Linked DNA regions of Homo sapiens: all the other regions are linked to region 1. The links are chromatin loops, found by intact Hi-C in ENCODE. Cell type or tissue: psoas muscle. All regions are shown on one strand.

Region 1 (2,500 bases):
GATGTCAAAAGATCCTATTCGAAAGAACCAGAAGTAAATAAGCTCACGTAAAATTTGGGAGGTATTGCAGAATGAGACTTGGAAATCAAATCCTAGTGTTCTTTTTACTAATCTCTTAGTTTGAGAGTATAACTAAAGCAAATGGTTATTGGCTATCTTATCAGTTTATCTTTGTGCCCTGTTTTGCCTTTCAGAGCTAGTATAAGATATGCCCCTCACTTTCAAGTAGCCTAAGAATGAGCTGGGGAGACAAAGCTAAATGCTATTCCCGAGTTACATGGAAAAATTGGAAAACATTGAGCTCAGTCTGATTTTGTTGTTGTTGTTTGCGTTTTTGTTTGAGGGAGTAGAGGGTTCATAAATCTCTTCTGACAGTGTGAGGAAAACTTTAGACTCCCTCTCAAAAAAGAAAAAGTACACAGTAAACTTTGCATATGGAACATAGTCCCTGAACCCATATGTAGATCCCTGTGGTTAAGAGTGCCTGATTTAGGTCGAGAATGGTAGCTCATGCCTGTAATCCCAGCACTTTGGGTGGCCGAGGCAGGCTGATCACTTGAGCCAGGGAGTTCAAGACTAGCCTGGGCAACATATTAAGACTTTGTCTCTACAAAAAAAAAAAAAAAAAAAAAGCCAGGTGTGGTGGCGTGTGCCTGTGGTCCCAGCTACCTGGGTGGCTAGGGTGGAGGATCGCTTGAGCCCAGGAGGTTGAGGCTCCAGTGAGCTGTGATCCCACCACTACACTCAGCCTGGGTGACAGAGAGAGAGAGACCCTGTCTCAAAAAAAAAAGAAAAGAAAAAGAAAAGACTGGCTGATTTAAAAGTGTTCCCGTGTTCCCACAAGTGGTCCTGATTAGGAGGAGTGATAAAGGAAGGCTCAGTGTGTGTTAGAGTAGTGAGAAAGCTTGGTAGAGAAGTAGGACCTGAGCTGAAACTCAGCTAATGGTAGAATTTGAGTAAGCGGAGGATTTTGAGCAGGATGTTTCCAGCAGGGGGAAGCATAGCATATGCGGCAGTAATTGGAGAGCTGCCTGATTAAATCAGGCTGTGTGTGTAGCAGAAGGAAAATAAAGTTGGCTAAATGAAGTGGGCCTAAATTATAGGGGGCCTTGGAAGCCAAGGAAAGACATTTAGCTTGATGGGGCAGGCACTGGGGAATCATTTTAGGTTTTTAAAGCAGGAGAATGATATAACAAAAGCAGAGACAGTAGCTTATAAAGAATATTCTGCAGGATTAGTTGAGAAGTGAGGAGGCTACAAGCAGAGATGCTGGCTTAAGAAGCTGTTATAGTAATCAAGGGCTGATGTAATAAATGCCTGGACTACAGGGGCATCAGTTGTTAGCAGTTATTAGGAGGAGGTGTTTAATCTGACATATTTGGATAGAAAAACTATGGACCCTGAAATGTTAACACTTCTCTCTTTCCCCTTTTATTTAAAACAAAGGGAGGATTACTTTTTAAATTACTACCTTCTATATAATAATATTTGAAACTATTTGGAATGTTAAATGGCTTCCTGAAATGGACTATTAATAATTGTTTTTGATATAGTTCAGTGTTTCAAGAATACTAATTTATGGCTGGGCGCAGTGGCTCACACCTGTAATCCCAGCACTTTGGGAGGCTGAGGCTGGTGGATCATTGGAGGTCAGGAGATTGAGACCAGCCTGGCCAACATGGTGAAACCCTGTCTCTACTAAAAATACAAAAATTAGCCGGGTGGTAGTGGTGCGTGCCTGTAATCCCAGCTACTCAGGAGGCTAAAGCAGGAGAATCGCTTTAACCTGGGAGGCGGAGGTTGCGGTGAGCCAAGATTACGCCACTGCACTCTAGCCTGGGCAACAGAGGGAGACCCTTCCTTACCCACCCCCAACAACAACAAAAAAAACTAATTTAGGCCAGGTGCAGTGACTCAACGCCTGTAATCCCAACACTTTGGAAGGCCAGGCAGATCGCTTGAGCTCAGGAGTGTGAGACTAGCCTGGGCAACATAGCGACATTCTGTCTCAAAAAATAAAAATAAAAAACTACTAATTTATTTTTAGGCATCTGATAACTGAAGTAACATTGAAGCTGCTTTTTTCTTTTTTAAATTTTTTTCGTGATTAAAATATAGAAATGTACTGGCCAGGTGTGGTGGCTCGTGCCTGTAATCCCAGCATTTTGGGAGGCCAAGGCAGGCAGATCACCTGAGGTCAGAAGTTCGAGACCAACATGGTGAAACCCCATCTCTACTAAAAATACGAAAATTAGCTGGGCGTGGTGGCGTGCACCTGTAATTCCAGCTACTTGGGAGGTTGAGGCATGAGAATCGTTTGAACCTAGGAGGTGGAGGTTGCAGTGAGCTCATATCATGCCACTGCACTCCAACCTGGGCAACAGAGCAAGACTCCATCTCAAAAAAAAATTATATATATATAAGTTACGTATATAATAAGGGTTTTTTAAAAGGCTCTACATATACATATATATATATAAAGATTATATATCTATAAAGA
Region 2 (2,500 bases), 86 kb after region 1:
GAGCCCTGAACACCACACCAAAAGCAAAGGACACCAGACTTTGGCATTGGGACTATTGGGACTTACTCCAACTCTGACCTGTTCGGGCCAGAAACATCCTTCTCTCTGGATCCCACAGGTATTCACTCATGATCTGCAATTTCTGCCACCAGGCATTGCCTGTTGGCTGACCTTGACCCTCTTCCTCCTCCTTTTCCTCCTCTTCCTCCTCTTCTTTCTCCTCCTCTTCTTCCTCCTCCTCCGATTTGGGCACCACCGTCACCCGAGCCTCTTCTTCTGCTTCCTCCTCTTCATCTGCTAAGTAGTTCTGGTTCGCTTCATCCGGATCATCCTGGAACAGTGACAAAACACAATACCCTTTTTGAAAAAAAATGTACAATGGTGCATCCCACCAGCCAAAAATAAATCGAAATGACTCAATATTTGGAGATGCTTCAAATTTCCACTTTCCCATAAACATACATGTTGTTACAAGAGGTGGATTTTCTTTCTCCCTAGTTCTTTTGGAGGAAATATCCTTTCTATGACCCATTTTGACTCAGTATTCTTTCCATAGAGGTGCAAGTTTTATTCTCAGCTTCAGGCATTTGGGCTCTTCTCCAAGGACTGCTCATATCACTACTCTGTTCTGGGGCCTTGACCTCCCACTTAACCTTGTCCTATCAGAGTAGAGGTGAGCTCACACAGGAAGAGGATGGAATAGTCTTAGACATTGTGTCTGTGATAGCAAACTTTCAGTCCAAGCCAGCTTTATCCTAACACCCTGTACACATTCAGCTGCTCAACTTCACCATTTCAAGTTGTGTCTAAAAATAGCCTGGGACGGACATCAGGAGGAGAGGCCAACTGCTGTACCCCTCCTCAAAACTTAGCCTTCCTTCCCAACAGAAACAATAGATGGGCAGTTATTAGCTGCTTCTCTGATTATTGCCCTAGTTTGAATCTCTTCCTACCTTAAATTGGTTGGAAAGACCATCTGAGAGCTGGAACCCCGGGCTTCCTTAGTCTCCCCCTATGCTTAGGCAAAAAGCTGGGCACGTAATACATACTCAGCACATATTTGTTGATTGACTGATTGCAGCCATTACTTGAGATTTGAAACTGTAATCTTCTCTGAGTGGTTCTAAGAAAATTAAACTGAAAAAGAGAGAGGGAGAGAGAAACCTAGACTTCACCAAGTGGTGTTTCAAATGCCTCCCAGCCACAGGCCAGAGAGTTGTATCTTTGCTCTTTGGGGGTTTGCCAAGGCTTATTGCAGCAGCAGAAAATGAGGCTGCCCTCCCTTCTCTGCTGTCCAAGTCTGAAGAGTTGCGGGGCTGTGCACCTGTTGGGTTGGATGTGTCAAACACTAGAGACCAGGGGCTCTGTGCTGCCCCCTCCCGGCCTGATTCCTCAAAGGCCATTTAGAGGGCACCCTGCTAAAAATGCTGCCTTTGTTGGGGGGAGGAGGGCTCAGCAAATTGGATTGTTCAGAATCAGTACAAGTGATACAGAATGACAAGGCTCAGCTCTCAGCATTCAGTCTGCACAGCACTATCTAGCTCTTGATTATAAGCCCTCTTGAATTGCTCTCTAATTTGTTCCAATGTACAGCTCTATATAAAATATCACATCAGAACCGACAGAGACCTTCAAGATTTACTTATCCATCTGAGGCCCAGAGATGGGACAGGATCTAGCCAAAACCATGCAGTAAATTCATGATAGAGTTGACGGTCTCGGAACCTATGTCTCTTGATACCCTGGACAATGATGTTTCTCCTCTATCACATTGAGCACAAGTGCCTAGAGGTAGCTTAGTAGATTAATGAAGCACAGTGCCTTAGGTTCTGTGTTCCTAAACGATTTTAGGGCTCAAGCCTGTAATCCCGACACTTTGGGAGGCCAAGAAAGGAGGATCACTTGAACCCAGGAGTTTGATGACAGCCTGAGCAACATAGTGAGACCCTGTCTCTACAAAATTAAAAAAAAATTAACCAGGCATGGTGGCATGCACCTGTAGTCCTAGCTACTCAGGAGGCTGAGGCAGGAGGATCACTTGAGCCTGGGAGGTCAAGGCTGCAGTGAGCTGTGATCATGCCACTGTACTCCAGCCTGGGTGACAGAGTGAGACATTGTCTCAAAAAAACACAAAAAAAGATTTTAGGTGCTTATTATAATCAAGGATGGCTGACTGACATAGGCTCACAGTGTAAGGCTTAGGAAAATAAACTTCATCACTCAATGATGAATGGATTAATACCTGTTCTTAAATATCTTTCACTTGTGTGTGAACCTATGCACACATTTAAACTCCCAAACTACATTTTGAGCACCCAGAGGGAGATTCCATATTTTCTAGCCTCTCGATGGCCCTCCACAGTGTAAAGCTGACAGTTAAGTACCCAGTGGGTCCTAACCAAATATCAGTGATACCTGCCTGACTTAAAATTCCTGATGCAGGACTCTGCGGGAATGCTCTCACAGAGCTTGTCACCCTGACTGAGCTGTCATGTATATC
Region 3 (2,500 bases), 120 kb after region 1:
AGTGACTCATTAGATAGAAGGGTTACTCAACAAGATTAACAGCTAATTTCTCATCAGAAACCATGGACACCAGAAGGCAGTAAGATGACATACTAAAAGTGCTGAAATAAAAGTATTGTCAACTAAGAATTCTACAGCCAGCAAATCAACTCTTTAAAAATGAAAAAGAAATTAAGACATTCTCAGATAAACAAAAACTGAGAGTGTTGCTGGCAGACGTGCCTACAAGAAATCCTAAAGTGGGGGTTTTCTGGCCACAGTGAAAAAGCAGGCGATAGCAACTCGAATCTACATGAAAAAGCAAATAAACCAGTAAATTTAACTACATAGTAAATATAAAAGACAATATCAGTGTATTTTTTCTTTGTTACTCTTTGTTTTGATAATCACTTCTTTACCCCATTGGTGAAGGATGGATCTCCAACCTAGGGTTATGGAGATGGCTGAAGACACCTGACACTGAACAAATGAGATCAACAGCAGTTTTTTAGTCACATATACCCACGACCCAGGGGAGGAAGACACATGCCATGCAAGACCACAAGGCGCTTGTGTTTGGGACCAGAGTGAACAAGCAGGGTCTGTGGGAGGCAGACTTTGTAATATCAAGAGGATAAGGTGATCCTTGGTTCCCACAGAAGAATGTGATTGGCTCATTTGAATAATGACATGGGCTGGCAGGGACTGAGGCCTGCTACTCAGTGATAAATAACAACTGTGTCTGATCCCTGTGATAAGGAGAGCTTTTTGGCTAGGGGACCTTATCAGTAGGAGCAGAATGGGGAAGGGAACTTGTGGTTAGGCTATTTGAGACCTTCCTGATTTTTCTAGATGTCAAGGCAGCACTTACTATTAATTTTAGGATTTATATCACAACTGACCCCTTGATGTTTTGACATCAGTTTAAACTTGTTGATCACTGCAACTTTGGGGGGAATAGAAGCAGAACATTCCTAGGAAGCAAAGTAGGCACTTGACCAGAAGAAAGATGGGTACATGGTGAGGTGGTCATCAAAAATACATTAACATTAGAGGTATCCCCATTTATGGCCAATAAAGGCATTTGAGGGACCTGTGTGACATTGGTACAGGGAAGGCATGTCCCCAGGGGGCATGAATTTAGACTAATCAATGTCTGTGGCAACAGTGACACCCAGTGGGGTGTCCATTTGTCACTTTGCAAATTAAATTAGAGTTCTCTGAAGAACCCATTATGCTTCCAATTAAACCAGCTGCCTGAGACCTATAGGGGTGGTAGAAGTTCCATTGAATGCTTTCTTCAATAGCTCGGCATTGTGTATTCTGAGAAGCGAAATGAGGGCCTTTGCCAATATCAGAAATGTCTGGAACTCCAAAGGGGATAAGAAGTATCCTGGTAAGGCCATGTATCGTGGCCTTAGTATATGTAGAGATGTGTGTGACCTTGATTTACAGATTGGGTATCTATGAGGCAAGAGATTCCCAGAGTTCTTTACCCCAAAGGAGGCAACTTTTAGGCAGTGGACCAAGAGTTTGCAAAAATGTCCAGATGGAACTATTTTTTGGCCAGGGCATTCAATGTTAAGATGACTGCCTGAAGTGTGGCTAATTGTGCTGACTCTTGGGTCCCATTCTTTTCAGGGACATTCTGGTTAAGGGATGGAAAAGCAGGAACATTCTGCTGAACTCCATCATGTATGATGGCAAGATATCATCCATAAAGTGTATGAATTTCTATTGCTGATCACTCAGTTGATCCTAAGGAGGTTCTTCAGGTAGCCAAGGGCCTGGGAGAGGGCTGACTTCCTCCAGTATTATGGCATCCAACAAGACTGAGAATAAGGGAGGCCAGTCCCTCCTGTAAGATTTACTAGAGTGACCAGGTTTGGCTCTGCTCTGTAGCAAAGAGGCCTCAGTAGCTGTGCTGTGCTTGTGAGGTTCTGCTTCCATAACACAAGACATAATGAGCAGCTGGGTATAGAAGATTACAGGTACAGGGGCTGCAAGAGCCTAGATTTTCAGGATAGCCCAGTATGTGGCCAGCAATTGCTGCCCTAATGGTATATAGTGCAGGTCTGAGAAGGGCAGTGCAGTTTCTTGCACCAGAAGCCTATGGACTGCTTATGTTCGTCATAGGTGGTCCAGAGACCCGAGAAGGCATGAGAGGAGGTTGCTAAAGCTTCTATGGTGAATGAGTCTCTGAGGACACTAACAGGAGTGCCTGTTGATTTGAATTTGGACAGATTCTAGGCTTTTTGTTGGAGAAGGATCCATTCAAGGTGGGCTGATTTGCAAATAACAACATCAGTGAAATTAATTAAATTTGAAACTGAGGAATATGTTGCTTCCAGAACCCCAAAAGTACTAAAAGATGGACATACTAACACTGGGTGCTAAAAGGATCGATAGTTTTTTCTTAACAATGTCAGGAATACAGTAGCTTTCAGTTTACCAAATAATGTTCCGGAATTTAATAGAGGTGGCGGGGCTTTACACTATGTGTGGAGCAATGTTCTTCCCC

What was found. Peaks named below come from ENCODE experiments on the same cell type or tissue, not always from the same donor. Only the 100,000 strongest peaks of a DNase experiment are listed, where the experiment ranks them.
Region 2: a loop joins it to region 1, with 3 times the contacts of the local background. A loop is called at or near these places in 21 of 110 quality-filtered maps.
Region 3: it touches region 1 in a loop (3-fold over the local background); 2 of 110 quality-filtered maps call a loop at or near these places.

The regions. Positions count from the first base shown.
Region 1 is chrX:120,450,846-120,453,345 of GRCh38, reverse strand. All of the region lies in intron 3 of LAMP2 (lysosomal associated membrane protein 2), which reads left to right. Among named protein-coding and RNA genes, the nearest start is that of LAMP2, 17 kb to the left of the region's middle. In psoas muscle, a CTCF peak has its summit at 964 (motif pointing right); no DNase peak of the experiment used is centred here; H3K27ac peaks cover 1,290 bases.
Region 2 is chrX:120,364,356-120,366,855 of GRCh38, reverse strand. It overlaps ATP1B4 (ATPase Na+/K+ transporting family member beta 4), which reads right to left. Exons shown (of 8, transcript NM_001142447.3): 2 at 67-331. Among named protein-coding and RNA genes, the nearest start is that of ATP1B4, 3.5 kb to the right of the region's middle. In psoas muscle, a CTCF peak has its summit at 1,379 (motif pointing left); a DNase peak (open chromatin) is centred at 1,345; H3K4me3 peaks cover 1,433 bases; H3K27ac peaks cover 2,500 bases.
Region 3 is chrX:120,333,009-120,335,508 of GRCh38, reverse strand. No RefSeq gene overlaps it. Among named protein-coding and RNA genes, the nearest start is that of TMEM255A, 23 kb to the right of the region's middle. In psoas muscle, a CTCF peak has its summit at 1,178; no DNase peak of the experiment used is centred here.